Regions from separate parts of the Homo sapiens genome. Here all the other regions are linked to region 2. Evidence: chromatin loops called from intact Hi-C (ENCODE). Cell type or tissue: heart right ventricle. All regions are shown on one strand. Links, peaks and the distances in the headings refer to the core of each region. The heading gives the core; the rest is flanking DNA. Region 1 overlaps LAMA4-AS1 (LAMA4 antisense RNA 1). Region 2 overlaps LAMA4 (laminin subunit alpha 4). Region 3 has its middle 25 kb from the start of RFPL4B. Region 4 holds the start of LAMA4 (laminin subunit alpha 4). Region 5 overlaps LAMA4-AS1 (LAMA4 antisense RNA 1). Region 6 has its middle 35 kb from the start of RFPL4B.

Evidence for each region. Peaks named below come from ENCODE experiments on the same cell type or tissue, not always from the same donor. Only the 100,000 strongest peaks of a DNase experiment are listed, where the experiment ranks them.
Region 1: a loop joins it to region 2, with 4 times the contacts of the local background. A loop is called at or near these places in 27 of 110 quality-filtered maps.
Region 3: a loop joins it to region 2, with 4 times the contacts of the local background. A loop is called at or near these places in 32 of 110 quality-filtered maps.
Region 4: it touches region 2 in a loop (3-fold over the local background); 40 of 110 quality-filtered maps call a loop at or near these places.
Region 5: it touches region 2 in a loop (2.9-fold over the local background); 30 of 110 quality-filtered maps call a loop at or near these places.
Region 6: it touches region 2 in a loop (9-fold over the local background); 102 of 110 quality-filtered maps call a loop at or near these places.

Annotation. Positions count from the first base shown.
Region 1 is chr6:112,279,801-112,284,782 of GRCh38, reverse strand. The region is part of intron 2 of LAMA4-AS1 (LAMA4 antisense RNA 1); the gene reads right to left. It overlaps LOC107986632 (a long non-coding RNA gene), which reads left to right. Exons shown (of 2, transcript XR_007059712.1): 2 at 1-259. Among named protein-coding and RNA genes, the nearest start is that of LAMA4, 28 kb to the right of the region's middle. In heart right ventricle, for the core only: a CTCF peak has its summit at 2,410; a DNase peak (open chromatin) is centred at 2,432; H3K27ac peaks cover 2,921 bases.
Region 2 is chr6:112,177,741-112,182,722 of GRCh38, reverse strand. It overlaps LAMA4 (laminin subunit alpha 4), which reads left to right. Exons shown (of 39, transcript NM_001105206.3): 10 at 4,491-4,602. Among named protein-coding and RNA genes, the nearest start is that of LAMA4-AS1, 56 kb to the left of the region's middle. In heart right ventricle, for the core only: CTCF peaks have their summits at 2,239 and 2,438 (motif pointing left); no DNase peak of the experiment used is centred there; H3K27ac peaks cover 1,082 bases.
Region 3 is chr6:112,369,670-112,374,651 of GRCh38, reverse strand. No RefSeq gene overlaps it. Among named protein-coding and RNA genes, the nearest start is that of RFPL4B, 25 kb to the right of the region's middle. In heart right ventricle, for the core only: a CTCF peak has its summit at 2,261 (motif pointing right); no DNase peak of the experiment used is centred there.
Region 4 is chr6:112,251,441-112,256,422 of GRCh38, reverse strand. LAMA4 (laminin subunit alpha 4) reads left to right here and starts at 1,856. Exons shown (of 39, transcript NM_001105206.3): 1 at 1,856-1,964; 2 at 2,132-2,467. The coding sequence starts at 2,273. The region is part of intron 2 of LAMA4-AS1 (LAMA4 antisense RNA 1); the gene reads right to left. In heart right ventricle, for the core only: a CTCF peak has its summit at 2,464; DNase peaks (open chromatin) are centred at 1,877 and 2,239; H3K4me3 peaks cover 3,448 bases; H3K27ac peaks cover 4,000 bases.
Region 5 is chr6:112,266,205-112,271,186 of GRCh38, reverse strand. The region is part of intron 2 of LAMA4-AS1 (LAMA4 antisense RNA 1); the gene reads right to left. Among named protein-coding and RNA genes, the nearest start is that of LAMA4, 14 kb to the right of the region's middle. In heart right ventricle, for the core only: a CTCF peak has its summit at 1,851 (motif pointing right); no DNase peak of the experiment used is centred there; H3K27ac peaks cover 3,897 bases.
Region 6 is chr6:112,310,192-112,315,173 of GRCh38, reverse strand. No RefSeq gene overlaps it. Among named protein-coding and RNA genes, the nearest start is that of RFPL4B, 35 kb to the left of the region's middle. In heart right ventricle, for the core only: CTCF peaks have their summits at 2,818 and 3,017 (motif pointing right); no DNase peak of the experiment used is centred there; H3K27ac peaks cover 1,297 bases.

The sequences.
Region 1 (4,982 bases), core at 369-4,368, 100 kb before region 2:
CACCTTCTTCACTGTCTCCTGGTAACCACTAATCTGTTCTCTATTTCTATCATTTTGTCATTTCAAGAATGTTATATAAATAGAATCATATAGTATGCAAACTTTTGAGATTGGTTTTTTCACTAAGCATAATGCCCATGAAATCCCTCCAAGTTGTTGCATGTGCCAATCATTTGTTCATCTTATTGCTGAAGAGTATTCCATGATATAGACACACCAGTTTGTTTAACCATTTACCCATTAAAGGACATTTGTGTTATTTCCAATTTTTGGTTATTACAGTTTAGCTGCTATGAGCATTCATGTACTATTTTTTTGCCAACCTACATTTTCATTTCTCCGGGATAAATGCCAGGAGTGCAAATGCTGGGTGTCAGGCTGAACACCTATTAACCTCAATAGAGATGGCACCAGGTTCAAGAGGCTGAAGAAGAGACTCAGACAGCAAATGAGACATGGGGTTTTATTTAGGGCTTATATTTAGGGGAGAGAGTCCCGTGGCAGCAGGCTAGACAGGAGAACTACACAGCCCAGTGGAGGTGGGCTGGGCAAGAAAACTGCAACAGCTTGCAAAAAGCATCCAGTTTATTACAGCATTTTCACTTAGCACCCTTTCTCTAAAACTTCCACCTGGCAACCTTCATTCAACCCAAAACCTGGAGCTTCAATATCCTGTGTGGCTGGTGTTCCATGGGATGAGCCGGAGACCCAGACGTTCCACATAGAAAAAGAATTAATCTTCAGGTTGTCTGCTCCCAGCTTCCCTAGCTAGGAACATACATTCAGGTGTCTCTGCCACACAGGGTCATTATCAGAGTATGCCTAAGTTATTGTGATCAGATGCATTTACCCTACTCTGGGTCACATAATAGTTGCATGGTTAGCTTTTAAGAAATTGCCATTCATTCCCACCATACGTACGCCATACATATCGGAAAACTAGTTTTTCCACATTCTCTCCAGCATTTAATGTTATCACCATTGTTTATTTTAGCCATTCTGGTAGGTATGCAGTAATATCGCATTGTGGTTTTTAACTGCTTTTTGCCAATACACAATACTTAAAAGATGTCAGAGGAGAGTTGATTGATTGCCAAATTGTATGGATGAATTTTCTCCTCTCTTCTAGTAGTTCTCAATCTTGGTGTTCTATTAGAATCACCTGAGAAGCTCTAACACCATTCCAGAGCCCAGGCCACACCTCAGACCAATTAAATACAAACCTCTTGAGGTGGACCCAGGCATCATTACTTACTTGTTAAAGTTCTTCAGGTAATTCCAGCATGCAGCCAAGGTTGAAGATCAATGCTGAATCTAATTTCTACACAGATACCAGAAATGTGACCATCCTTGAAATCCTTTGCTGGCTCCCCATCATCTGTACTGCAGATCTAACCCAGGCTCATTGGCAGGCTCTTCCCCGCTTTCTGTCTCACATATTATGTTCTGTAGTCATGAATTATTTGAGGCTTGCCACATATACCCCTATATGTCATGAAAAATCCTTGCAGTTAGAACCTGAGAATACACATTTTTATCAAAGTACCCCAAGTGATTGTGAAGCACAATAACATTTGAAAGCAACTCTACCTCCACTAATTGGAAAGTGATTTACCCATTTGTTCATTCCTCTATTCCTCCTTTCTTCATGTATCCATCCATCCAACAAATATCTGTTGAGTACTTAATGTGTGCCAAGTGGATAGCTATGGTGCAGTGGTGGAAGGTCCTGGTAGACAAGAAAAAATGTGACAAGGTGGGTAGCGGGTAAGGAAAGGGGTGGGGTCCAGGGAGCTCACAGGAGCAACACACCACCCAGCTGGAAGCTCAAGACCTAAAAGACGAGTAGGAATTAGCCAGGCAAAGAGAAGCAGGGGAAAATATAGTTTTCCTAAAACAAAAAACAGCATGTTTAAAGGTTAACAACAAAATGACATAGCTTATTCAGAAAATTTTAAGAACTTTGGTATTGCTAGAGCAGGAAGGGAAAAGACTAAAGATAAACATTAAGTATTTTAATTATATTACTTTAATGTCTCTTTAAAAAGTAATATTCATAAATAAGAATCAATGGCTGTGAATGAGTGAAGTCATTTTTTTAAGCAAACAGTAAATGCTAATTGCAGTCTGAAGCACTTTTGAAGACTCAGCTGGAAATAGCCCTCACCCCATTAACCTCTAAAACAGCATTTTTTTAAACTTCTGACCCTGCCCAGGAGTGGTTAGCCTCAACTTCAGGGTCAAGAGATTTGCTTCAGGCACTTTCAGAATCAACTTGTATGGGAATGAAGTACTCTCTGTTAATCCAAGTGTTCATCTCTGACAGAGGAAATTGCTCTGCTCCCTAAATGACTCCAACACTTCACTTTTCAAATACATGTCAGCTGTGCTGCTGAACATCCACAGCAGATGTCGTTCTGCTGCTTGAGTCAGCGACTCAGAGAGCCGCATTCCCAGTGTGTGTGTGTATGGGGAGGAGAGGCCGGGGGTGGATTAAGGCATAAGATCCAAATTGAAGCAAGTAAAGTTCTTAAATCATTGTAGTATTCCATTGGAATGAAAAAAAAAAAAAAGATGATTCTTCCACTGAACTGCAGAAGAAGTTATCAAGAAAACTAAAGAGGGAAAGAAAATAAGCAAAATTTAATTCTCAATGATTAACTGAAAAAAAGAAAAGGAGAAAAGGCACATCTCATCTCACTGGGGAACTTTGTTGTTCCAGAATGATTTTAAGTTCACTTAGGGATATATTTTAATTATATTTATGTTTTGGCAAAATTTATGAGCTGAAGATCATTTCCTGAAAATAAGACATTTGTACAATCCCTGCCAACACTGGAGTAAATTTTACTTTATCAAGAAAAACTGCTTAGGCTCACAATTTTTTACAAATAAAATTAACTCTGGTGCTTTTGTGGGACTTTTCTCCTTCCTCTGGATCACTGATAGCAACAAAACTGAAGTGTCCACTTGTAAGTTCAGCACTGCAACAGGAGACCCTAACCTGGGTGTCCCCACTAACCAGCTATGAATTAGGACATGCTGTTTAAGCTCCCTACACCACTACATCACTGCAAAGGTTTTTGGTTTGTTTGTTTGTTTTCTGAGATGGAGTTTCACTCTTGTTGCCCAGGCTGGAGTACAGAGGTATGATCTTGGCTCACTGCAACCTCCGCCTTCTTGTTCAAGCGATTCTGCTGCCTCAACCTCCTGAGTAGCTGGAATTACAGGTGTGCACCACCACACCCGGCTAATTTTTGTATTTTTAGTAGAGACGGGGTTTCACCATATTGGCCAGGCTGGTCTCGAACTCCTGACCTCGTGATCCGCCCACCTTGGCCTCCCAAAGTGCTGGGATTACAGGTGTGAGCCACCGCGCCTGGCCCACTGCAAAGCTTTAAGACCCTTTCTGAATATGAGACTGTGTAAACAGAGTAGCTATGGGGGAAAAATCTTCACATCAATTTGAGGGCATTTCAAGGACCACAGAGCAGAACATGGGAACTCAGGGATATCTTAGAAAATCTAGGGCACATAGTCACTGCTCCTACTCCCAAATGACTTACAATCCAAAATGTGTTGACATGGATGAAAATGAGGCCAAAGGAACAATCTTCCTTGAACATATAATAAACAGGGTTAAGAATTTATAGTCTCAATTAACTTTTTTTTTCACTGTCAACAATTTTCAAGTCCTTCGAAGCCTCTAAACTCTTTAATAAAAGGGAATCTTCAAAAGGCTCCTCCACCGGCCAGCTTCTCAAGCTACTCACTTTTGCCATTGTATGTAACAAAACTGAAAATAATTTGGCATGAAGTATGGTATTTAAGGATAAAAAATAAAACTCTCTCTTAAACAGAATTAAAACTAAAGGGTGTGTGTGCATGCATGTGTGTGTGTGTATATATGTGTGTGTGTACTAGGAGAGGTCAGACTTGGAATACAATGCTCAGATTCTACCACATCCTTATTAAATATCTTAAGCCAATAACTCATTCCATTCATGACTGCCCTATTTGAAAGTAAATTCTGGAGAGGCCAGCCCTTATAACATCAGTCACCGGGGCACCTCCTTGAAGGCTGCTTAGAAGTAGCAGAGTCTTTTTCTCTTGCTATCTGTCCAGACTCACCCAACTTTGGCCCTTGGATTTTGTTGTTAGAATAAATGCAAAATGCCCTACAAATCATTGCCAACATTGAGACAACTGGTCTTCCCCAAATCTCCTGTGTTATGTGTCTCTTCCCCACTCATCTCAAAAATTAAATAGAACAGGCAAGAAGAGCAGCAAATTTCAAACTATCATTTGACTCCCTCCCATGACCCACTCAGTCCTTAAGTCTTTGTCCTCTGCCCAAAACGTATTTTGTTTTCTCCATCTTGTCATCTGGCAGCCAAGAATATTGAATGTGGTTTAAAGAAATAACACTATATTATGAAAACATCATTTTATCAAGACAGCTGACAATACATGTGAATGCATATATTCATTCTCTACATTGCAATGCCATTTTTAGGGCACAGAAGGGGCTTGGATACAGTCTTTATTTATGCTATTTTTCAAATTTCATATGCTGTAGATAAAAGGCAAAGTTTGCCATTTTCCATTCTTGCAAGTTTATGAGAATTAGGGAGTACTTTCTCCATCCTGTGCTTTAACATGACTGAAAATTGCTTAACTCCCAAAAAGATTTTGATATTGTCAAGCTCCAAAAATAAAACATAGCTAATTAACAAGAATTCTTTTCAGAGGATGGTGTGGTACATTTTCAGGGTCTGGCTTGGTGAAGATGGGAAAAGTGATCCCTCACAAACACAGCGGCTGCAGGCCTTAAGCACTGTCGTCTTTCTGCAAGTGTGAGCTTTCTCCCTGGCTCCCATATTAAGCCCTGGCATGTTTATAAGCTGGCTGTTCCTTCCCTGCCCATCCCACCCTGTCTCCCTTACAAATGTAACTCCTCTCTTCCATAAGAATTAAGCTGC
Region 2 (4,982 bases), core at 361-4,360:
TCTTGAAGGTCCACTGCAGAGCCCAGAGTTACAAAGCACAGTCTCCAAGGGCGGCTCAGGAGGTACTGCACCATCTCCTCCACTTCTACTCCTTGAACCACAGCAGAAGCTACCTGAATGACAACTCATGCAGAGAGACCCACAGGACTAAAAGGAAAGTAGGCTATCTCCAAGCATCAAAAGCATCTGAACCTCATCTCTGGTCCTGCCAAAAAGGCAGGAGAAAATTAAGTACAGTTGGCCCTCTGTATTCATAGATTCAATCATGGCTTAAAAATATTTGGAAAAATTCCACAAAGTTCCAAAACGCAAAATACAAATTTACCATATGCTGAGTATTACTTTGAATCCATATGAACGAAGTGATGTATAGGCATTGCATTAGGTATTAGAGGTAATTTAGATATAATATATATAGGGGGATGTGCATAGGTTATAGTATTGCAAATACTACACCATTCTATGTAAGAAACTTGAACAACCATGAATTTTGGTATCTGTGGGGTCCTGGAACCAATCTCCCATGGATGCTGAGGGATAACTGTTTACATTTCTATTCCAGAAGCATTATTGAACATCTGTATATAATATTTATTTATTTATTTATTTATTTATTTATTTATTTTCAGACAGAGTCTCGCTCTGTCATCTAGGCTGGTGTGCAGTGGCGCAATCTCGGCTCACTGCAACCTCTGCCTCCTGGGTTCAAGCAATTCTCCTGCCTCAGCCTCCTGAGTAGCTGGGATTACAGGCATGTGCCACCACGTCCGGCTACTTTTTGTATTTTTAGTAGAGATGGGGCTTCACCATGTTGGTCAGGTTGGTCTCAAATTCCTGACCTCGTGATCCACCCGCCTCGGCCTCCCAAAGTGCTGGAATTACAGGCGTGAGCCACCGCGCCCGGCCTGTGACAGTTAGTGTGCTAGGTGCTAGGTATCCTGAAATATAATAAGGCCCTGTTTTCAAGATGCTTCAGTCTAGCAGGGAAACAGATAAGTAAAAACATAATTATGATACAGCATTTAATAAGAGAAACATGGTACAGGCTAAACGGTAACTCTAAGGAAGAAATAGTGAAATATTTTGGCATGGGTACACTAGGAAAGGCTTCTCAGAGAAGGTGAGTATTGGCCTGTATATTGAGAATGAGTAGGAGTTTATCAGATACTCCCAAGCAAGGGGTAAGTACTATGAGAACAGATAGATGTGAAGCAGCGTGCTAAGTTCTTGGGACTGGAACTGTGGCCTTGTGGAAGATTCATTGTAAGGCAGAGAGAGGAGGAGATAATGCTGAAGAAGCTGTCAGAGGCCCAATTGTGAAGAACCTTCCCAAACACGCTCGTGAACATGGGGACTTCAGCCTGTGGACTCTGGAAGTCATTCAGGTATTTACCCAGAACAATGAGCTGATTAGATTTGCACTTTAGAAACGTCCCTCTGCAGTGTGGATGATAGACTAGCCAGTGAAGACTGACAATAGGGGCACTGCTTAGGAGACCGCCACAGTGGTCTAGAGAAGAGAGCAGTGGGTTGCTGTCTTGCCTTCATTTGAAAAGAATTTGCACAGAACAAGGATGAACTGAGACTGTGGTCATGGAAAAGAGGAAGAGAGGCCAGAGTGGCAGGTGGAATGAAACAGACTTGGTGACCAGTTGGAGGTGAGAAATGGCAAAGAGAGAAGCTCCATCCTGAGACGTGGATGACTAAGACTACGAACACGAATGGATTACTCTGGACATTTTAAAAGTGAAATATCTGTGATGGCACAGAGGGCAGATAGAGATGTGAATCTGCAATTCAGAGGGTAATCAGGGCTGGAAAGGAATTTAGGGTCATTAATGTTTAGGAGGTAGGCAGAAGTAGATATTACTGTACAAATTCTGAAGTAGCACACCAATATTCCTACTATTGGTTTGTCCAGGACTGTTGCTGTTTATGCTTGTGTCCCAGAATAATTACTAAAAGTTCTCCCTTTCATGTGCAAAAATGCCCCAGGTTGAACCATAAAATATATGATCACCCTAGATATTGGTTATCATCCTCACGTCATCTACCTTTTATGTACTATATTACCAAGACATCCTTGCCACTTTTATGTCAAATATGTACAAGAAGAATTTTCTGTTGAGATGAGCAAATGACTAATACATTTGTAATGTAAACCACCAACTAGTTTACAGTTACAAGGTAATTTTTTAATTTCAGCTTTTCTTAAACCGAGGCGCACCTGTTTTCCCACGTGCCTATATCATTATTTTCCTTCCACAGGCAAAGTTACAGGAAAAATAAACATTCATATAAGCCATCACTATAGGTTCAATTCAGTCATCTTACAATGTAAAGGAATAGATGTTCCTCTTTGCCACTGATCCAGTCATATATACAGTATATCAATAGCTATATATCTCTATCTACCTGTATCTTAGCGCCCTCTGGCGTTTGTCAAAAAGAAGAGGTTTTCTTATAGGCATGACATTTTTCAGCTGTCTCTCATCACTTCAACTGAAGTTTCCATATCAAAAAATAATAAGTTTAATGACATAGGAATAACAATAGAGCTTTACTCTGAAGTATCAAGCCAAAGTAAAAACTAGGGGTGTTGTGCTTTGCAAATATAACTTAAACTGGATCAAAGATCAACTCATTAAAAATTCTAAAATTTTAAATGCTTGTGTCCGTATTTTTTAAAAGCAGGGAGGAGTAATATTAAGATTTATTATAGTTTCTGCATATTTAATTTTAAAATGACCACAAATACTGTTTTTCTGGAAAGCACTGGAACAAGCCAAGAAGAAGACTGGAATTGCAGGAAGGAGTATAATGACTCAGAAGACAGTGTCCATTCAGAGAGCCCACAGTTTATGAAGGGACTGATGACCACATTGCCGCTGCACAGTGGGCTCTGTGACTACAGGAGCCTTGCTCTGTAGGGAGGGGATTACCCTTCTCCAATAAAAAGCCTCTGGGCATGTGTTTGTTATAATACCATTTCTGCATTCTCTTCCTTGACCATCTGAGAGGGCCACTTGCTTGGGTTATTCCTGGAGAGTGTAAAAACGTTCCCGGTAAAATCATGGCATAATCCTCTGGGTAGAATACTGGATGAAAGGAGAGAAGTTTAAAACAACCACTTCCCTATCCTCAGGAAACTCTGTATAATGGGTCTACCAGCGCTCTGTGTGGCAGATCACCCCACAGCTCCTTCACGTATTGTAGCAGTTTTTAAAGAGCTGAGCCAAAAAAGCAACAGACAAGGCAAGTGGGCATTCGACCAAATGCCAGACTAAAGAACTTCTCTTCCTCTTAAATATAACCCATAGATCAGTCCTTCAAATCCCAAAAGTAAGTACATGTCGCCCATGCTGTGCATACAGGGTGGTGTCCTAGCCTTGAATCATTTCTGTGCTCTTAGATCACATTCTGTCCTTCACCACGCACACAAAAACACACACATACACACAGACGCCCACACAAACCCTTTCTTCAGAGGCCACATTTGAGTTGGGCATTATTTTTGACAAATACTGTGTGAGATCTCTGAAACAGAATCTCCCAAGTTGAGAGAATGGAATCAGCTTCTCGGAGAAGAGCTCCATTCACGCTGAGCCAAATCTGCTTGAGCAGTTATTTGTACACAAGTGCCATCAATGTTGATGGGAATTTGGAATGAAGCACTGAAAACAGCATGTTAGGCCAGTGAGAATAATCCTTGAAATCTCTGTGGTAATTCAATTTCAGCAGTGGTTGGACCACCCAGGAGCCACTGGAAGCATGGTGCATTTCAAGGTCTGCCTATTTTTTCAACAATTTTCTCTTTGAAACTTTAAGCTCTTCAGTCAGCACAATGTCAAAATGATAAGCAGACATGGGCAATTTTCTAGTCCAGCAACTTGAGATACAGTAAAAATTTGAAGAATAAATTACATATGAAAGGCAGTTGGTTGGGACTGAACTGTGACTGATGATATAGGAATAGCACCAGATTTTATAGCATTCTGTCATTCTAAAACTGGCCATCAAGTGAAGTAACTTAGGAATGGAAAACCAAACATTGTATGTCCTAACTGATACGTGGGAGCTAAGCTATGAGGACGCAGAGGCATAAGAATGATACAATGGACTTTGGGGACTTGCAGGGAAGAGTGGAGTGGGGAGGGATAAAAGACTACAAATATGGTGCAGTGTATACTGCTCGGGTGATGGGTGCACCAAAGTCTAACAAATCACCACTAAAGAACTTACTCATGTAACCAAATACCACCTATACCCCAATAACTTACGGAAAAATTAAAAAATTTTTTAAAAGTAAAACTGGCCATCACATTACCTTTCATGCATTATTTTTGGGATGATTTCATGTGTTATAGAACTTTCACATGCCAGGAAGATTTACGTTTAGGAAATACATTATGCCCACCCACCCCTATCTGTGCTTATACAACATTCTTTTCTCATACATTTAATCTAGCCTTTATACGGATTATTTGTAGGAAAATCAAGCCTCCAGAAAAGGACAACTTGTTCAGAAGGAAAGCATGGACACCATTAACCACGCAAGTCAGCTGGTAGAGCAAGCCCATGATATGAGGGATAAAATCCAAGGTAAATATATTCTCTTCTGGTTCAGTTTAATATCAAGGAAACACTTATGTTATTAACATCAGTAGGCATAATGGCTACTGTTAAGTGTTTGCTGTGTGCCAGGAACTTGTTGGTACAGTATTATAGGTTTAAACTTGTATAAGGTCTTCATTTCAAGTTTGTTTATCTGGAATTTCTGAGCACTCATCCCTACTTACTATCTGTTGATGTTCAATAATCAATGTATAAAATCATTCCCTTTTTAGGCATTTCACAGAATAACCTTCTGACAGAGGAGATTGCATGCTGTGGTGTCTCTAAAATGCAAGAGTTGAGTAGGAGTCACAGATTTTTCTCAGTTATTTGCAGAGAAAACATTGCTTTTAGAATGCCAGTAAACT
Region 3 (4,982 bases), core at 545-4,544, 190 kb before region 2:
TATTATTTCAGCAAATTGCAAGTGCTATAAAGAAAGATGAAGTAGGAAAAGGGAAGGGTAGTGGCTGGGAAAGGAGTTTTATTGATGGTTTCATAGAAGGCTCCTGAGAGGTGACAAGATAGCAGAGTCTGACTGATTAGAGAAAGTCAGGAGGACAAGAAGAAGAGCATCCCCAGCAGAGGAAGGAGCAGGAATGGAAGCCCTGCTGCAAGAATGCAGAGTGGGGCTGAGGAGTTCTGCCCTGGCTCTAGCACATGCCCTGAAGAGCCTGCATTTTGTAATGCATTCAGATTTGTATACCAGTGCAATTATATTTCAGTCATCATTGGCCCACCTCCCAATTTTTCCAAAACACGTGCAGACTTCTCAGAAATAACTATCACTGAACTTTTCTCAATAAATTCATTTATAAATGGTTGCACACCTCCACATTATTGACCTCAGGTCAGCTGGTGTTTCTCTCAGTGATAATCCCTAGACCAGTTGCTTCCAAGTCACCTGGGGTTGGGGTTCTTGTTTAAAATGATGCCTTCTCATCCCCCTCTCAGAACTACTGAATCCGAACCCCTGGGCTTGATGCCTACACATCTGTGACAGTCTTTCCACATAACATTTAAGCTCACTAAGTCTGGGAGTCACTGGGCTGTATACCTCCATGCCTCCATCCCACAAAATTTAGCGTTACATGGTTAGTGAAGCTGCAGCTTGCCAGCAAGTATATACAATTTCTCAGTTTAAATTCACCCCCTCCACCAAAAAAGAGTCCTTTAAAAGAAAAGCAATCAGTCAGTATGGAAATGTCCAAACAAAACCAAAATGCATAATTTAATTTGTGATTCTGATTTCAAAGGGCCAGTTTATTTAATTCCATTTGGAACTTTACCAACGCTACTAGGTATCCCCCTGTGTGTGTTTCTCCCTCTCACCCTAGAGAAGATTTGAGCCAACTTTTACTGTGGTCTAGCAAGATTTTCACTTCTGTCTCTGGGGCAACTGGTGAGCTTCTACGTACCTTTGATTAAAAAGAATCTCTGGCTATCTCGATTTCTGAGCACACTTCCTCTTTAGTGCCCTTTCCCAGTGAATTCCTGGCAAAGTCACAGAAAATCACTTTCAGGATAACATTTCTTTAAAAGTTATTACATCTAATTTATATAAAGTACTTGATTGTTTAAAAATACTATATAATTATATGTTTAACCTTATAGCATAGAGTTCTGTTTAATCTTACATTTTGCTTTAAGAGAAAACCAAATAAATTGCAAAGTATATATAGTCAAAAACTTTTCTAATAAATCAAATTCACAAAGATTCTTGTTTGGAGGTTTGGAGCAAGTAACCATGATTTCAAAAATAACAAATTGCTGGCAAGCCCATCAGAAATGTCACACAAGAACAAAGTAAAAAGGCCCTTACTAGTTTCAAAATATAAATAAACATACATTGCAAATCAAACAATTCAAATTATATATATGGGGTTTATTATTTCTAACAATTGATCTATTTTTATTACCTTCGGAGCACACTTTTAACCTAGTTCATATATATTACATCTGTCTGAATTTTAAAAAAATTGATACTTGGACATTGTCAAAAGAAACATTACTTCAAAAAATTAAAAAATAGAAAAGAATAATATCTGCTAGTAATGGCTTTTAGGATATTAGGTAACCATACTGCCACTTTTATCCATCACACTTTCTATCTCATTCCATGGAAATATTGCCATTCCACAGTCTTCCCAAAGTTAATTGACTGGGGTCGGTGAAGACAAAATCATAGGATTTCAAGAGCAAAATTTCTTCCTGCTTTTCACAACTTAGCCAATTCTCTGTATGCCAAGTGACTTTAGTCTAATAAGAATTAAAATAATTTTTCTAATTTCACGATCACAGGTTTTTTTCACGTTTTTATATTTCCATGTCATGATACCCAGATGCTCCGATTTTCTTTTCTGTGAGAGTGTCTCTCCAAATTCCCTGCAAAACTTTGCCCTATTCTTCCTACACTCTGCAAAGGGCAGTAGAGTGAAGCAGCAAGGACTCTACTACATTCTACATACACACTCCCCTCTTCCAACCATTGTTGTCTTCTGGTCCTGTGGTTAGTCCTTCATACTCCTCATGTTACCACAAAGACGGCAACCAGTAAGCTACAGACTAAAGGGTGCCAAGGATGTGTAACGTTACTCCCCATTAACTGACCCAAATGCAACCTGTTTTGCACAGTGGTCTATGCTAGTCCTTAAAATGTTCACTAGAGGGTGCACTATTTCTTTCCAAATTATTGAAGATGACTCCTAAATAGTAATATTAAAGTCAATCTATTCAAATGCTCCACTATATTAAGTCCTCAACATTAGATTTCAAGAAAAATAATAGCCAGAAAAGTCATATTTAGTGGGTCTAGTGGACAAAAATGGAAGTAGCAACAACTATCTACCATTAGTCCAGTGGCAGAATAATTTCTTCATCTGGAATTCTCAACCTTAGGATGAATGTGGCTGGCACCATATGCACTATGGTCTGTGCTTTCTGCACACACACACACACACACATACACACACATGCACACACACACTCCCCACTACAACCAAGCTTCTTGGAGAAAAGATGGAGGGGAAGAGATGCACCTCAGGATAGTAACCAGACAGAATAGCTATGACATGCTATGCAAAACCCTGTTTGACCAAAGAAGCTTGGCCCTTTTTATAGTAGCGCTTGTCTCTTTGCTACTATATCAGAGGAGGGTAGTTGTTCCCATGAGCTTGTTAACTCCAAGCAGGCTTCCTTGTCAATGAAGAATCAGTAGGGGAAGCTGTTAACTGTCAGGTTATGGCCAACCCAACAGTGGAGGCTTTAACATCAGATCAGAGTTACCTGTTACCCCATGCAAACTTTCATAAGGAGAGTGGGAAGGGGCAAATCCAAAGTTGGACATCTGAGATTACTGATATTCATTATTAAGTAAATGAACAAAAACGTTTTCCCAATAGCAATTTTAGTATAATCCTCACAATATCCTCATTCCATATATTATATTTTCTTCAGCTGAAAATGCATGCTTGTGTTTAATACAATTGTCTTTCCATAGCCTCTTAGCACATGCCAAGACACCTGTTGTTTTTGTTGTTGTATTTTGTGTGAGATATATATATATAAAACCAAGGCTCCTGTTTAAACTCAACCTGTTTCACATTGTGGTAATAGTTGACTTTCATTTGTCGCCACTTATTCATTTTTATAAGGCTGACCTCTTTTCACCTCTTAACACTACCCCAGAAATTTCTGAAAGTATCATCATCACTCCCATTCAGCTAAGATGTTCCAGATCTATCTTGCTCTTCCTGCCCAAGTTAAGCAGTCGCTCCCCTCAAGGGAGAACTGGTTCATTTCGGGGAATGATGATACATAGTCCTGAAATCTGGGTGCTTGTCTGCATTTTATATCATTCTACACCACCACTGGCAATAAACTGCCTCATATTAGAAGCCATGTGTTTTTAGTAACGTAAGAGCAGACTTTCAAATTCAGTCCTTCAGCTATCAATGTGGAGTAACTGGTGCTCACCAGGATTGGGTCATGATGGTGAGTGTTTATTGCAAAGCATGTTAACCTCCAGTGCATATTGACGTCACTGCTCTCCTGGGTGGCAGCAAAGTGGGTTGAAATTCAGAAAATGGTTCCCCTAACATGGCACAAGTCCATAATATGACCACAGCTACACATAGCTAAATGCAGACTTATTTTTTATTTATTTTTTTTTACATTATCAAGCACAGCATTAAAAAAAAATATATTAACACACTCTGGCAAAATGGGCCTTGGCTGTTAGTCTCTGTTAACAAAGAAGATATTCAATAAGGTGAAGTCCATTAGATTCACTGTTCTTGCTAATACTGCCCTATGAAAAGTAATACACATTCTCTACAGATGACCAATGTATGGAGGGGTCCTGTGTTTGCTTTGACTTTCCTTTGCCCTAAGTAAGCACTTTTATTGAAGCTCTCTTAATCTTTTTCCACCTGTTATACATCAGTGATGAATGTAGTAACTAACCTTATTTCACCTATGGCTTACAGACAAACCCTTTTCTTTCAAAAAGAAAATATCTTTTTTAAGCTGTTTTGAGATTATTTCTCTTACTTCATCCCAAAGAGTCTATTTTGGAAGGTGGTCTCAAGTTATTAGCTATTCTAAAATAGAACATTCTTAGCATTTTAACCAAACAAGGTCGTGACTGGAAAAGCTGCTACTTTCTGACATGGGCCTACAGGCGTCAGAATTAATTGGCACATTTTCAGTGGGGTAAATTGAAAACTTTAATCAGGGACTGAAAGTTCGACCATTTCCAATAGCAGAACGGTCAAAGGGGAAAAGAGGTGTGCTCTTCATAGGTCTCTTAACTGAATTATTCATGATGGAAGAAGATATTACACTCTTATAAAAGTTTCCTTATGGACTTCATTTAGAATTATTTCCCTTAATCTATTTGGATCTTCAGGGGGAGTCCTGCCTAGGGTGAATATTGACTTCAGTGCCTATAAAATTTCTGAATGGCTCTGTCTTTGGGGTTCTCAGCCCAGGCAACTTAACAGCATAGCAACAGCTTTTAGGATAAATGAATTCACTCCATTAGGCTTATGAAACTGGTCCATGCCCATGAGGTCACCTACTCCTGAAACCCCCTCTGGAATAAAGTTTTCACACCTCTGTAGAGCAGAGGCCTTAGTACAAATGCTTACAGAAACCAGAGACCAATAAACTTGTCTTCCATTGACTGGTGATAGACAACGGGGAGGGGAGCTGCAAAGCCTTGCTCCACATCTGTCTCACCTCCTGGCTTCCACCATACCAGATCTTACGTGGTCAAATCTTCCTATTTCTCAAGAGAAGCTGGTGGATTTATAAGCTTGTTTATTGTAGGCATGTCAGATGGGTAGAATGGGATTAATGGGATTAATCATGCCATCAATTCATGAC
Region 4 (4,982 bases), core at 449-4,448, 74 kb before region 2:
AATATCACTTTAAAACCTATAGGAATTATTTTTGCTTCCTTTGGCTTTGGTTCTTTTGTATCATACAATTTTATCATTTAAAATCAAAGATCTTACCATCAGATTTACCTGGGCTATAGTAGTAATTTTACCACTTACCCATGGCCAAATGTGTATGACAATCCCTACTTCATGAGATTATCATAAAGATGAAATTAAATGAGACAATTTTTTTTTTTTTTTTTTTTTTTTTTTTTGAGCTGGAGTCTTTCTCTGTCACCCAGGCTGGAGTCAGTGGTAAAATCTCTGCTCACTGCAACCTCCACCTCCCGGGTTCAAGCAATTCTCCTGCCTCAGCCTCCCGAGTAGCTGGGACTACAGGCGCCTCCCACCATGCCTGGCTAAATTTTGTATTTTTAGTAGAGACGGGGTTTCACCATGTTGGCCAGGCTGGTATCGAACTCCTGACCTCATGATCCACCCACCTTGGCCTCCCAAAGTGCTGGGATTACAGGCATGAGCCACCACGCCCAGCCCTAAATGAGACAATTTATGTGATTTTTTTGCACATGGGAGGCACTCAAAAAATAAAAGTGTCCATTTCCTTCACCTCTGAATTCATACTCTTTATTTTAAAGTTGCAGTGTCGTGTATACAGATGTAAAAGAGAGCTTTGGAATCAGTGAGGCCTGGATCCAAACCCCATCTCTGCTTTCCACCAGCTGTGCGACCTTGGGCAAATGTCCTAGTCTCTCTGAACCTCACTTTCTTCTTCTGTAAAAGGAAAATAATGGTACTACTTTGCAGGAATGCTGAGGTTTACAAATAGCATATGCCAAGTATCTGGCACATGTTAGGTGCAAAATAAATGGTTTTGCTTACACTTAGATAAAATGACTTTTGTTCTATGAAATGGAGCTAATGATTAGGTTTTATGGAAAGGCTTTATTTATTTATTTTATGATTAGGTTATACAAAAATGCTTTATTTCACCTGGAAGCTTACCTGGGTGTCATTTTATGGTTGTCTCATCTGACCATTTTTAAACCATGGTTGGATCTTGTGGAAATGTTTAGAGCTCGTTATGAAGCCAATGTAAACAAAGGTACCTATCAGCTGTTGCAGACACTATCCCATCCACAGGGGCACCCCTGACATAGCTGTAGCCCAACTTCACCCTGAAGTCTTGGAAAGGTTACATGATTCAGACAGATGTAGTAGGCATGAGATTACAGGCCAAGAGGAAGAGGCCGGGGCTGTAGGCAGTATACTTGACAGGCTCATACACTGCAAGCCTTGTTCCGGGCCCCTTACAAAGCACCTCTTTAGGATGAAAACAAGATGGTCTTTGTAAATAAAAGTTCATGCATTTGGGTAATGAAGTCATTTTCCAGCGCTGCAGTGAAAGATATTCTTCTCCCAAGCCCTCTGGGTGAGGACTGGAGGGAGGAAGAGGGGTGGCCAGTGAATCTGAAGAGAAGATATTAGCACAAAGAGTGCAACAGTCTATCCCCCAGAAAAAACCCGAGAAACCTTGCTCAAGAAAGTGGGCACCCTGACCCTCTGCCTTCAGAGATCATCTACCTTTGGTTCCTGCCCTGGAATCCCTTTTCCACCCACTTTCCTGCAAACTAGCGGGGGCCACATAAAATATCTATGTAAATATAGATAAGACATCCGGTACCTTGACTACATAAATAAGAGTGGTGAGGAAGCGTCACAAAAGCTGAATATTCTTCTGGAGCCCTTGGAGGGGCTCCAAACTGAGAGGGGAGGGAAGACCGCAGGGAAAGGCGGACCTCAGTGTCTGAAAAGCCAGCTTAGAGTGGGAGGGCCTGGGAGTAGAAGGTAAAAAGGGAGTGGTGAGAATGAATGTGAGAAGGAAGCCAGGACAGCGCAGTCCCCAGTCCCGAACGGCCAGGGAGAGGAGGTGGCCTAGCGCTGGCGGGGCTCACCCCAATCCGTCTGCCTTTTGATGCCGTACTGTAAGCTCCGTCCATCTGTAGGTTCTTGAGCCAGAACCTCTGCGGGAAGGAGAAAAAGTGAAAGAGGGAGAGGGAGAGGGAGAGAGAGGGGGAGAAGGGGAGAGAGAGAGAGGGAGAGAGAGGCTGGAACTCTCCCTTACTCTCGCACTTTCCCTTTATTTCCTAAGCTGCTGGTTGCGCAGCCACCTCGGGATACTGCACACGGAGAGGAGGGAAAATAAGCGAGGCACCGCCGCACCACGCGGGAGACCTACGGAGACCCACAGCGCCCGAGCCCTGGAAGAGCACTACTGGATGTCAGCGGAGAAATGGCTTTGAGCTCAGCCTGGCGCTCGGTTCTGCCTCTGTGGCTCCTCTGGAGCGCTGCCTGCTCCCGCGCCGCGTCCGGGGACGACAACGCTTTTCCTTTTGACATTGAAGGGAGCTCAGCGGTTGGCAGGCAAGACCCGCCTGAGACGAGCGAACCCCGCGTGGCTCTGGGACGCCTGCCGCCTGCGGCCGAGGTACAGTGTCCCTGCCATTGCCACCCTGCTGGGGCACCTGCGCCCCCGCGGGCTGTGCCACACTCGTCCTTCTCTCTCTCTCCGCCTCTTTCCTCTCCCCAGTGCCTTGAGAGTTTCACCTGGGCTAGGTCAGTTCGGAAACTTGAAATAAAGAGTTTTCCTTTGTAAGTTGCATTTGGATGTTGAGAGTTGAAAGTTGAGGCTTCGGAATGTGTCTGCTCAAAGGGGTGAGAGTGCATGTGTTGGTGCTCTGAGTTCATCCGCTAGACTCTCACCGGGGACTGCAGCAGCACATCGGTGACTTCTGCCACTTGCGTGTCCCAGTAGTCATTTTGTCAAGCCACGGCACTTAACGTGTGTGCCCTGTCACTGGCTTCCTGCTCCTCTGTGCTGTTAGGACAGTGGGAACACTACTGCAGGATCTTTTTGTCTCATATTAGACAAGAAGTCTTCTGCAGCAGGGAAGGTGAGGGGGTGAGTGAGAGTGGCTGGTCATGAAAGGAGCTGTTAGACAACTGCTGAGAGGGTATCTTAAGTAGAAACGAGCCATTGTATTCCAGAAACAAGATGTTTCCATTAAAATCAAGCCTCAGGATATGCTATTGATAATATGTTTATTCAAAGAGCTGCTGTTTGAATACCTTACAATAGCTTTTAAGTTGGAAACAAAACCAGAATGTAGAGGTCTGGTAAAGGAGAATGAATCCAGAACAAGTGATTTAAGAACCCCTGAACTGAAACAGACAACAGCATGCCCATTGCATGGGACATGCTAAGAGGGAGGAAAATAAAGTCACCTAAGTTCATGGGAAAGGAAGGAGCAATTGACCTAGCAAAACAAACACCACACTCTATAGCTATGGTTACAGCAACTGTACAACTAAAACAGTTATGTGGATTGACACCATTTCTAACATCACTGATGCATGGATTATTGCTATGAATTCTGTTAATTGTTAGTACAATTATAGTTATTAATTATTGATGATTAAAAATAAGGTGCATGAACATGGTCCTTCTTCAGAGTAAGCCCTACCCACATTGCCCCAAAAAAGAGAGTGGACAGGGTCAGAATATGCCAACCTCTCACTGTGGTATAAAATGTAGCCTCCATGAAAAAGAGGGAGCATGGCTTCTGGTCAACTTCATACCCAGAAACTTGGGGAGAAGCCAGACCAGGAGGGACTTCATGCAATGGGAAGGCTTTGCTTCTCTACAGGCTTGGAATTAACCCCAGGGAAGCATTATCTCCACCTGTTGCTTTGAGCACGTAAAGTCCCTGAATGAAATGCTTAATTTTACTTAAGAGTAAAATTGGCAGATAAATTGCAGGACACTCAAATGTGAATTTCAGATAAATAATGAATGAATTTTGATCACATCCCAAATACTGCAGAGGACATATTTATATTAAAATTTGTTTTCATTGTTCATCTGAAATTCAAATTTATCCGGGCATCCTGTATTTGTATCTGTTAGGTCTAAAGAGACAAGCCATATACAACTGTTTTTTGTAACTCTCATCCCACAAAAAAAATAGGAAAGTAATTTTTTGAGTTTTAGAGAACCTTAAAATTAATGCTAAGACCCTAGGAAATTTCTTATGTGCTCATATGTTTGGTGAAATAATAGGAAGGCAGCACAGCAAAGTGTTTCAGATTGCAGGTTTTCAGTCTGATGGTCCCAAGTTGAAATTTCAAGCTCTTTGACCTTGGTCAAGTTACAGATCCCCAGACTGCAGATAAACTGATACTGACAGAATTTATTGATGCCTGCTTCATACCTCATACTTTTATTGTAATGAAATTAGATAAAATAGAGTGCTTAGCATAGTGCTTGACATAGTATAAATGCCCTATATATGCCAAGAGTTGTTACAATTGTTACTATAAAAAATGTGGATGATGATCAGATTAAAAGAAACCCTTATTTGAGAATATTCCTTAGAACCTTATGTTTATGGTTTTCTTTTACTTAATATTATTATATCTGTTTATCTATATTCTTCCAGCTGGAAAAAAAATGTCACGTAGTGAATTAAATTTGTAGTAATGTCAGAGTCTAATAGGTTCAGAATGCCAGTGGAGGCCTTCAGTTTTGAAAAACAGAAAGAAGATATTAGTCATTCCAGGAAGGTCAAAGTATATGGTGTAGAAAGGGTGAGATTGAGGTAATTATGTTCCCACTGCATAGTTTCACATAATGCCTCCAGTTAGCCTGCGGTCCCATGGCGATCCCAACGCCCCACCATCAGGTTTCCCATGCTCTTTATAGCAGTAACCAGACCTTAAACCAAATACATTCCGGAGACTTAATAACATGGTACAAACACTTTACTGGGTTGGCTCAGGAGACTGTATTTGTGTATATGTGGAGAGAGAAAGAGAACACGGACACATTATTCATGGGAGAGGTTCAATGTGTGGATGGGAAGATATTCTAAAAATACATTCTCTTTACTTGGATTTATATGAATGGTTATTCTGCAATTCTCCTTCAGAGGGAATGAAGAAAA
Region 5 (4,982 bases), core at 315-4,314, 89 kb before region 2:
GAAGACCTTTCAGTCCAACCACCCACTTTACAGAAGAGGATGTTAAAGGACTTGCCAAACAACACAATTTGTGAGTGACAGTGCCAGTCCAGTACAACAGCTTCTAAAAATATGCAAAAAAAATTCAAAACAGATGAACAGATGGATCGCCAGGCATTTGTGAGGATGCTGATAAGGTTAAAACCAAAGAATAGTGGTATTAAGTCCATATTATTCCATAGCATTCTGTGGCAATGCCAGAAAACCTATGAATGAGAGCAGAAGCAGGAAAAGGGAGTGGGGAGTAGATAAGATGGTGAGAGGGCCTGGTGGTGAGTCCTGGGAGGTGAAAAGTGTTTCATAATAATAAATGACAGAGTGAGAAGCTGAAACTTGTCAGCTAATGAGAAAAATGCCAAGCTTAGGAAAATGGCAGCAAACTGAGAGGTTGGTTGTTACACTGATGACCAACAGAGTGGCTGTTGGAGTGACTGATTGACTCAGACGACAGGCCACTGGCTTGCCCCACTTTCATCCAAAGCATCATAGCTTTGCTAATGTTATGATTAGGTAAGTGGATAGAAGTGTTGCCTCAATTGTAACAGCAGTACCCATTGGCTTATTTAAACATGAAATCAAAATGTCTGCTAATTCCCAGGATCCTGGGGGTAGACTTTGACCTACCATTTTGAGTAGGTTTTATTAGCAGCTCAGGCCTTCATTAAGGCAGTGGCTGATAAAGGCTAAAACATCCTGCCAGTTGTTTATGGAATAGAGGCTCAGCCACTCACCAGCCTTATTCCAGCTGCCCACCAGACACACTGTTGATATTGGGCCTTCTGCCTAAAACCAGCTGGCTATTCCCAGACTCTTTCAGATGTCCAGCCATGATGCAGTAATGGAATTGCCAGGGTGGAGGGTGGATCTCAGCTTTTGGTATTGTCCACCATCCAAGGAAGGATCAGAGGCAACTGTTTAAGTTATTAAAAGGGCTGGGAGTGGGGAGACGGAAGGCACAGACAATGTTCCTCTGATCTCTGTGTGATTGCTTTGTGTTTTAACGCTCCTGGCTTGTGGTTTTTTGTTTATTTTTAAATTTCTTTTCTTGTTGTGGGTTTGTCCTCATGACTGTGTCACACGTAGACCAGAAGGGCTGGGTTTGCCTGTGTTCTACTTTGGACATAGATGTTACTCAAAACTGCTTAATGATCTGGGTTTCATAGCTATTTCATAGGGTTAAATAAGAAAATTTTCCAGGAAAGATTGTGTTCTACTTAGTCTATGTCATAGATTATGTAAAATCAATGAATAAGCAAGGAATCTATAGCTAAAATTACATACATACTAATCTTCCATGTTCCTCAGCATCCTGCAAAAAGCAGGTGCTCCCTGTCCTACACAGTTCAGCCAGGCTTGTGTCTACACTGGGCCTTGGATTTGTGGAGTTCACGTACATTTTGTCATAGTTCTCCCTTTTGCTTTTTACCATTTGTAATTATATTAGGTTGGTGCAAACGTAACTGCAGCTTTTGCCGTTACTTTCAATGGCAAAAACAGCAATTACTTTTGCACCAACCTAATACATTTAGGGTCTTTGCAAACGGCAAGAATAACATTATTCACAGCTAAGAACAATAGAGGCTAAATAAAGAAAATAAAATTCAACTTCATTGAAAGACTTGTTACTCAATAAATGTTTTTTTTTAATGACCCTGCAGGTGAACTAATGGCTGAGAGAAACTACCGTGTTCTGCTGGCAGAGTCACAAGTTCCTGTTTCAGTGTCCTGTGTAGTTTGTCTGGTCTTTTTCCATCTGTGGCACTACATGATTTGATGGCCTATTGTTCTAGGAAGCACACACCACAATGCCAGTGGAGGGCGATATCACAGAGGGGTGAATCAGGGAAAGGAGACGCATTTCCTAATTCTTTTCCTTTTGTGGTCTCAAGCAGCATTATCTCTTTTCTGGCCTACAGTTCTGAATCTGGCAGAGTTTAAAGTAATAACTCATATTTCTCTTCCTTTCGTTGCATTTAATTTGTTACATGAACTGTCCACAGGCTTTTTTCGGCACCTAAAATATAGCTTTGGGCACAAATTACCAGACCCTGGGTTTAATGATTTCAGCAGGTAGCGCCATGGAATAGTCCTCTATGTGTTGCTTTCTAAACCATCCATCTGCTCTTGGCCATGGCCAGAACAGTCAGTGTCTGGGGATAGGTGCTTTTAGAACATCAGGGCTTCGAAGCTGAATGGGACCCCAGGCTCATCTTGTCTCACTTTTCATTTTCATACAGTGGGGAAAGTGAAAGCCAGGGAGCTTAAGAAACTAGCTCAAGACTGTGGCTCACAAGAGGCAGCCCTGGGATGAGAATACCAGGCTTCCAGGCCCCAGTCCAGAACTTTTTCTCCTCTGTGTGCTCTGTCCCATGCCCTCGATGGAACTGTTCTTTATCACTCATCTTAACACCAGATTTAAAATTGCACCAGCCCTTTCCCAAAGGCTATCCAGCTGAATTAAGCACAGAAATGCCACAGGCCCATTTTTAGTAGCTGGCTGGAGGAAATGCTCATTTCAAGGTCTTTGATACATAATCGTATTCACTGGGAAGATCTCTTCCCTACAAGCCTGAGCCATGGCAAGCCCAATTTTTAAATTCTCTGTGCTCTGACATTCTAGTTAATAAAGACAGAGAAAACAAGCCTTCACTTTTATTCAGTTATTTAAAGATGAAATGTGCCTCCTTCCATATGATCCTTCTCTCCCTCTAGCCCACAATCGACTTCTTGTCATTGGTGTTCTTGTTTTCTAATAATTATTAATTTAAGAATGATAATAATTGAATTCTTCCTCAAAATCTGAGGGACAGAAATTTTGAATGCTGCTGTCTTTGTATTTCTGCTGCTCAGCTGTTACTTAAGTTGGGTTGTAAAGTTTAAAATGTCAAAGGTTGACAACTCCAGGAGCCAGGAGGAATGGGAAGAAATTGCATCAGCCTGGGAGCCTGAAGATCAGTCACTGGGTCATTTTCCACTGCTCACCCATGACTCTGTTTCTTAGCTTCAAGTTGGATAATTATGCTTACCTCACAGAGATGCCGGGAGAATTATTTGAGACAATGTCGTGATAGTAGTCTGCATACTCAAAATGATGAAAAATTAAAACCAATGTAAAATGCCATAATTTGAAAAACCTTTAGTAATTACAGAGTCTGAATCAGTGCCTGACAATGCCAGAGAGAAAACTGTCCTCCAAATTATGGTCCAGTCTCCTAGAAAAGCCTATTCATTTTTAGGCACTTATTCCTAGGGAGTTTTACTACGTCTGAGTCTACAAATGAAATTCAAATACAGAACTGAGTCCGTTAAGGATGGAGAACTCATACTAAAATAACTATGGACTGAAGGAGCCAAGTAATTAAGGACAGAGTAGCTGAAGCCGTGAATTACCTGGATGGTGCTAAGAATTAAGATAGGACCTGTAGCCAAGGGCTAGATGTTGTCTTCGGCCCCTAATGAGACTGTAACCCTGTGGAAGCCTGGTTAGCAGCCTCTGAGAAACCTTAACAAATATTACATACCACGTTGATAATAATGTGTCTATAATTGTTGTTATAGCTTCTGAATATTAAAACAAATGAAAGAAAACAAGAATACTTATGCATTATGCTACAGGTAACAGAAAATTCTATTAATTTTATAGTTATCAACCTACCTGTCTGTCTTCTAGTTTTCTCCAGAACAAATTAGACATCTAACTGTTAATATTAGTAGTAGTAGTAATAATAATAGCAGCTAAAGTTTATTAAGCATTCTCTATGTGCCAGGCATTATTCTGGGCAATTTTCATACACAACCTTATTTTACACTCACAAAAACTCTAGGAGATAGATACAGTTCCCTTTTTACAGATGCGGCAGCTGAGGTTTTGAGAATGAAATAATTTCTCAAGTTCACAGAGTTGATAAGTTGGAGAATTAAAGGCTATAAAAACAAACTACAATACACAGGTTCACAGTCTGAATCCATAGGCTGAGTTTTTAACATCTAACTTCTCTTCTAATAAATGTCTACAGATTGATGAATTGTGGAAAATCAAGATATTCTCTATATTAGTTTTGCTTTCCTGAGGACTTCCTCTAAAAGACATTTCTGTTCAACAAACCACCTCCTATTTCTCACTAATTCACTCATCACAGTCTCTTCCAAAATCACGTTTCTCAAATCCCTACTGTTCTTGTATCAGTTAGAAACCTTTTTGTTCTAACAGAAAATCTAACTCAACTTGGCAATAAAGGGTATTTTTGGGCTTGTGAAATTGGAAAGTTCAGATTCCACAGCTAAATATCATCTTCTGGGACCCATTTTCTCTTCTCCTTCCACTCTGCCTTCTATGGAGTCAGTTTCTGCTAAACCTGGCTTCCCCTCGGACTGTCAACAACTCCAAGGGCAACAAAGTCTCTCTTCCACATAAAACAGAAAAAAAAGCTGTCCACCTTTGGAAGCTCTCTCCAAAGAATGAGAACTTCTCTTTCCAGAAGACCCCTGCACTCACAAGGGCTTCCGCCATGCTGCCCCCTCCTACTTCCTGCCCCCTCAAAAAAAAAAAAAAAAAGGAAGAAGCTATCTCATAGGAATTGCTGTCAGGCAAAACCTTCCCCTGGCGGAGGAGCCAGCCTGTGGCTTAGTAGACGCCACACAGTGTGTGTCGGTTGGGAAACACCCGTATCAAGCATTGCCTTCTTTCCTGGCCTATCCTTCCATTGACTGATTCCATTCAAGCTAAAATTCATGTCGGTTTCAAGGAAATAGTAGTTTTACAAAATTAGTTGTCTGCATTACACCTGGATTAACTCAGGGATGGGACATTGTGTTCGTGGACAGTGACAGTTCATAAACGTTATTCTTTGTCCCCACTTGAGGCCTACATTATTACTGCAGCAATCTCCCAGCTGGACCAGCCTCCAGTCTCTCTCCACTGCAGTGCAACCTCCACATGGTTA
Region 6 (4,982 bases), core at 579-4,578, 130 kb before region 2:
TTATCCCTTTCATTGAAACATCTCTCTTTTCCTTAAAACCTTATATTACAACTCTTCTTAATGACATCTAATGCTGCAGAAAGGTCTAGGAAGATGACCAAAAAGCAGCTACCTGATTAAACAATTAGAATGTCTTTGAGCACTTTTAGAAGAAATTTCTTGTACTTGTGAGCTTTGACCCCAGATTGCAAGAGTATAAGCAATAAGCGCAGACCAATAGTTCACAAGCTTTTGTGTGAAGGGAAATTGGCAGCATCATAGGCTACAGGTGGGGGTAAAAGTTAAGGTGAAGGTACTGACTTTGATCTTGAACTCTGGCAGATCAGATATGCCTTCAGAGAGATGATGTTTCTTCCTCATGGTGGTAGTGACCATCTTTGGTTACAACCTCTATCCTCAGAAAGGAACTCTATGACCCTTTTGGGCCTCAGAATGTGATACCCCAAAGACTGGTGCTTTGGCCTGCTGGGAGGCCTTAAAAGCTGCCTCAGAATCAAGGTCCATTCAACCTTGTCTTTTCCTCACCCTACAAGTCAATGAGGGACTCTTTCTGAAATTTTCTTGTCTGACCAAGAAAGCTTCTTTCCAAAAGAAATGCAATTGTCTCAAGACTCATTCCCTAGAGATCTCATCAAATAACCTGGAAAGATCAACTACTGGAGGACAGAGAAGACTGGGAGTCATCACCATACCCAGACAGACTTCATCAATTCATCTGAAGGCAGCTTCAAGAGATTACCTAAGAGGCTGTTTCTGTGGACCATTGTCTGAGCACTGGGCCTTTTGTTTCCCCTGAAAATCACTTACTCCGATACATCTTACTTCCCTCTCCCTTATGAAGAGGGCACTTAAGCCTAAACCATCTGGTCCCTCCTTGAGTTCATATTTTATATGACTCCCATACACATGTGTGCACATAATAGGACTATAATAAACTTGTTATGCTTTTCTTTGATTAACCTGTTTTTTGTTGTTATGGGGTGTCAGTCATGACCCTTTATGATAAGGAGGAAAGAGATCATATCCTCTCCACCCCTACAACCCTATATTAGGTGGTATCTCAAGGGGGAAAATACATTCTGGATCATCATCATCATCACCACCATGGTAATAAATTAGTTTGAAAACTTTGAAGCATTTCTTCATACTATTTTTAACCTCAAGTGTCAAAATGAGACAAGTAGAGGGGTATTATTATCTCCATCTTACAAAAGAAGAAAATTAATTTCAGAGAGCTTAATTGACTAAACCCAGTATGGTATCCCAGAGTGAAATTCTAGACTATATTCTTATCATCAGAAACATACAGTTGGGATAAGCTGAAGGAACAATTAAGAGTACTCAAGAGAATATACACAAATTAAATACTAATAAGATTAATACATAAATACAATAAAATACTATAATGCATCATACTAATAATAAACGCCAAACAGGTAACTGAGAAAGGATTATACCAATGTTGGCTGGATTATTAAAGAAGATTTGATGGAAATATTTGTATTTCAAATGGGAGTTGGATATTGGCAGGTAGAGAGAAAGAAAACATTTCAGACAGAAGAGGATGAGAAAGTACTGAGGTAGGAGTGCCAGCCTGGTATGGGCAGGAAGGAGGCCGACCTGATTGGAATAAGCATTGTTAGGAGCAGGGTATTAGGCTAGATAAATCAAATCAGGATTTGAAGGGCCTAGAATATCAGGGTGAAATTTTTCAAACTGAACCTTTGAGCAATGGAGATGCATTGCAGTTATTTTACAAGGGAGAGGGAAATGATTAAAGAGTGTTCTTTAAAAAAAGGGGTATGATGAGTACATGCTGAACAGATAGAAGGAAAAGATGCCAGAAAAAATAGTTAAAATGAGAAAACAGCCATCCAGATGTGAAGTGACGAGGCCTTTATGATGGTAGTGGGGATAAAAAAAAAGAGACAATAAAAGAAGTAAATTTCAAATCAGAAATGCTGAAAATCTTGTTCCCAAGTGTTGAGCACCAGGAAGTGGAGATACTCTGATGCCAGGAAAAGAAGATGGGCAAAGAGAGAGTTTTGCTTAGGAAGGGAAATGACCAAGACAACTGTGGGGACATATAGTATTTGGAAAAAAAGTTGGAAAAAAGGGCTAGATAAAATACATCTATATATGCTTATATATTATATTTATGTATATATTTTCTATATATTACACACACATATGTATACTTGTATATATACGTATATATGTATATATACACGTATATATGTATATATACACGTATATATTTATATATACACGTATATATGTATATATACACGTATATGTATATATGTATATATGTATGTGTATGTATATATGTATATATATGTATGTGTATATATATGTATATATATGTTACCACTGTGCTCAAGTAGCAGGCACCCAATAAATGTTTGTTTCCTGCCTAGTCTCCAAGACAACACAGCTTAAGAGGTTACTAATTTAGACATTATAACTAGGATTGTGACAATAGATGAGTCCACAGATGCAACAAATGTAAAAATAACAACAATGACAACAACAAAATTAGAGGTCCTAGAAGTAAGATTCAAGGAGCATTCACAGTTAGTGGATGAGAGAATGTAACAAGGGCAATTAAGGAGCAGGGGAGAGTCAGTTTCCTCTGACTCTCCGAAAACTGTACAATTACCTTCTAAAGCATCAGGTTTAAACCTCCATATTCACTGTTAAGGGGGTGAACAGTAAAATTAATCGAGAAAGCCGAGTTATTCTGCCAAGGAGACCCATTTGAAAGTGAAATAGAGGTCAAAACCCTACTCTAACATGGAAATTGGAAACCGCCAGATTTTTCAATGCTCTGATATAGTTCAAAAAGGGCAGAATTGATGGATTATTAACTATGCCAACTGGCATCGTGGAATTTATGTTTTCTTTGTTATGTAAAATGTACAATCATAACAGAAACATCAAAAACCTGAGAAGGTTCAAGGAAGGGCATAAAACAAATGTAATTCAAATTTTACTGTAATAAATAAAACTAACAGCAGAGGGCTCCCCTCAACGCCTGGCAAATTCTCAAAGCAGAGAAACTACAAATGGGGCACGTTTCTGGTAACCTCTGGTTCCATTCGAAATTTTCTATACATAAGAGAAAAAAAAAACAACTATCCATTAGTAAATAAATTACAAATACAATATTTAGACCTGCAGGTGCTAAAATTCCTTTTTCTCTTTAATTTTGTTTTCCTCACTGTGCTTTTTGCTAATCAGAAACTATTGAAGTTATTAATGCAATAATTCAGAAGGTTCTGGATGTAAAATGCCCAAAGACAGTAGAGGGATTTCTATAGCCTCTCTAAAGTATTTCAGATTATCCACCTGATTACATAAACAACATTTCCAGAAAATTGCCATTTTTTTAACCTATAATCCTGGTATCCAAATGTAGACATTACAAACGCAAGGGAGCTGTACTCAACAGCTAGGAATCTTTAATAATTTGAGGCCTTGAGGAGAACTGACATCTGGTGAAACACCAAAATGGTTTCAAAATAAATCAAAATACTATTTATACTTTTAAAAGATATTTTGAAAGTATTTTGAGTTATTTACAGAAAACAGTACTCTATATAGTAGACTCTGTGTAGGTCATCCATGTTTTCAACCAGCTATTTTTTTATTTATTATGGAAATATGAGTTAAAGTAGCCTTTGCCTCAAAGTGTTGTCATTCATTTTGCACTTTGTCCATAGAAAATGCAATGATTTTTTTCAAAGGCCAGTTTTGTTGTAGGTCAATCAAGCACTCATTTGAATGCTGATTTATTTTTATGGAGATGCATATTTTTGATGGCTTCTTTGGATTCATCACAAGGTATATCACTAACTACACTAGGAGTCAGCAAATTATAACATAGTGGGGGCCAAACCCAGCCACTGCCTGTTTTTGTACGGCCTGAAAGCTGAGAATTATTTTTACATTTTTAAATGACTGCAAAAATCAAAAGAATTCTAACATTTTATAACACATAAAATTATATAAAATTCCAAGTTCAGTATTCATAAAGTTTCAAATTTCATCAATAAAAATTTTGTGGAAATCTGTTTTCTTCTCCTATTATGTAAGTACTTACATGATACTCTCAATTTTGCCTCTTGGCCCACAAAGCTTAATTTTTTTTTTTTCCATTTGACTTAATACAGAAAAAGTTTGCCAAACTCCGAACTATGCAAAATGCCAAAACCATTATTCAATGCTCCTTGGGTTATTTAAAATAATGCAAGATTTGCCCCTTTAACACTATAACCTAATCATCTGCAGCACTGGTTCCCAAAATAATCTGTACTTTGGAATTACTGGGTAGCTTCAAAAATTATTGATGTTTGTGTCCTTGCCTGAGATTGTGACTTAATTGGCCTGGGGAATAACCTGAACTTTTAAAAGATCCCCAAGTGATTCTACTGTGAAGTTTGGAAACCACTGATTTAGTGCTTTGGCAAGTTCAATCCTCCCAGCTTTATCTGGGCGCTCCCTTCTACTGGCAGCCCTTTTTGCTCTTCCTCCAGCACATGGCCCTCTGCAGCTAGCCCCAATTCCCCCAGATCACTTAGGCCTTTCATTCCCACCACCAGAGCTAAGTGACCTTCTCACCAACTCCACTGAGAAGATCAAGGCCAACCCATCCCCAAGTTTTCTTGTTTTACTTCCTGAATGAAATTCTTCCCTCAAGTCCATTCTCTCCTCTCCAGTCCTTCTAGAGGGAATACACCATAGTGGCTAAAAAGGAGTCTTCAATCAGGCAGACATGAATTTAAATCCCTATTCCCATAATCCCAGCACTTCGAGAGGTCAAGGCAGATGAATTGCTTGAACCCAGGAGTTCAAGACCATCCTGGGCAACACGGGGAGACCCCATCTTTACAAAAAATTAAAAATAAAAAAATTAGCCAGGCATGGTGGCATGGTGGTGCCCACTCATAGTCCCAATTACTCAGGAGGGCAGATAGCTT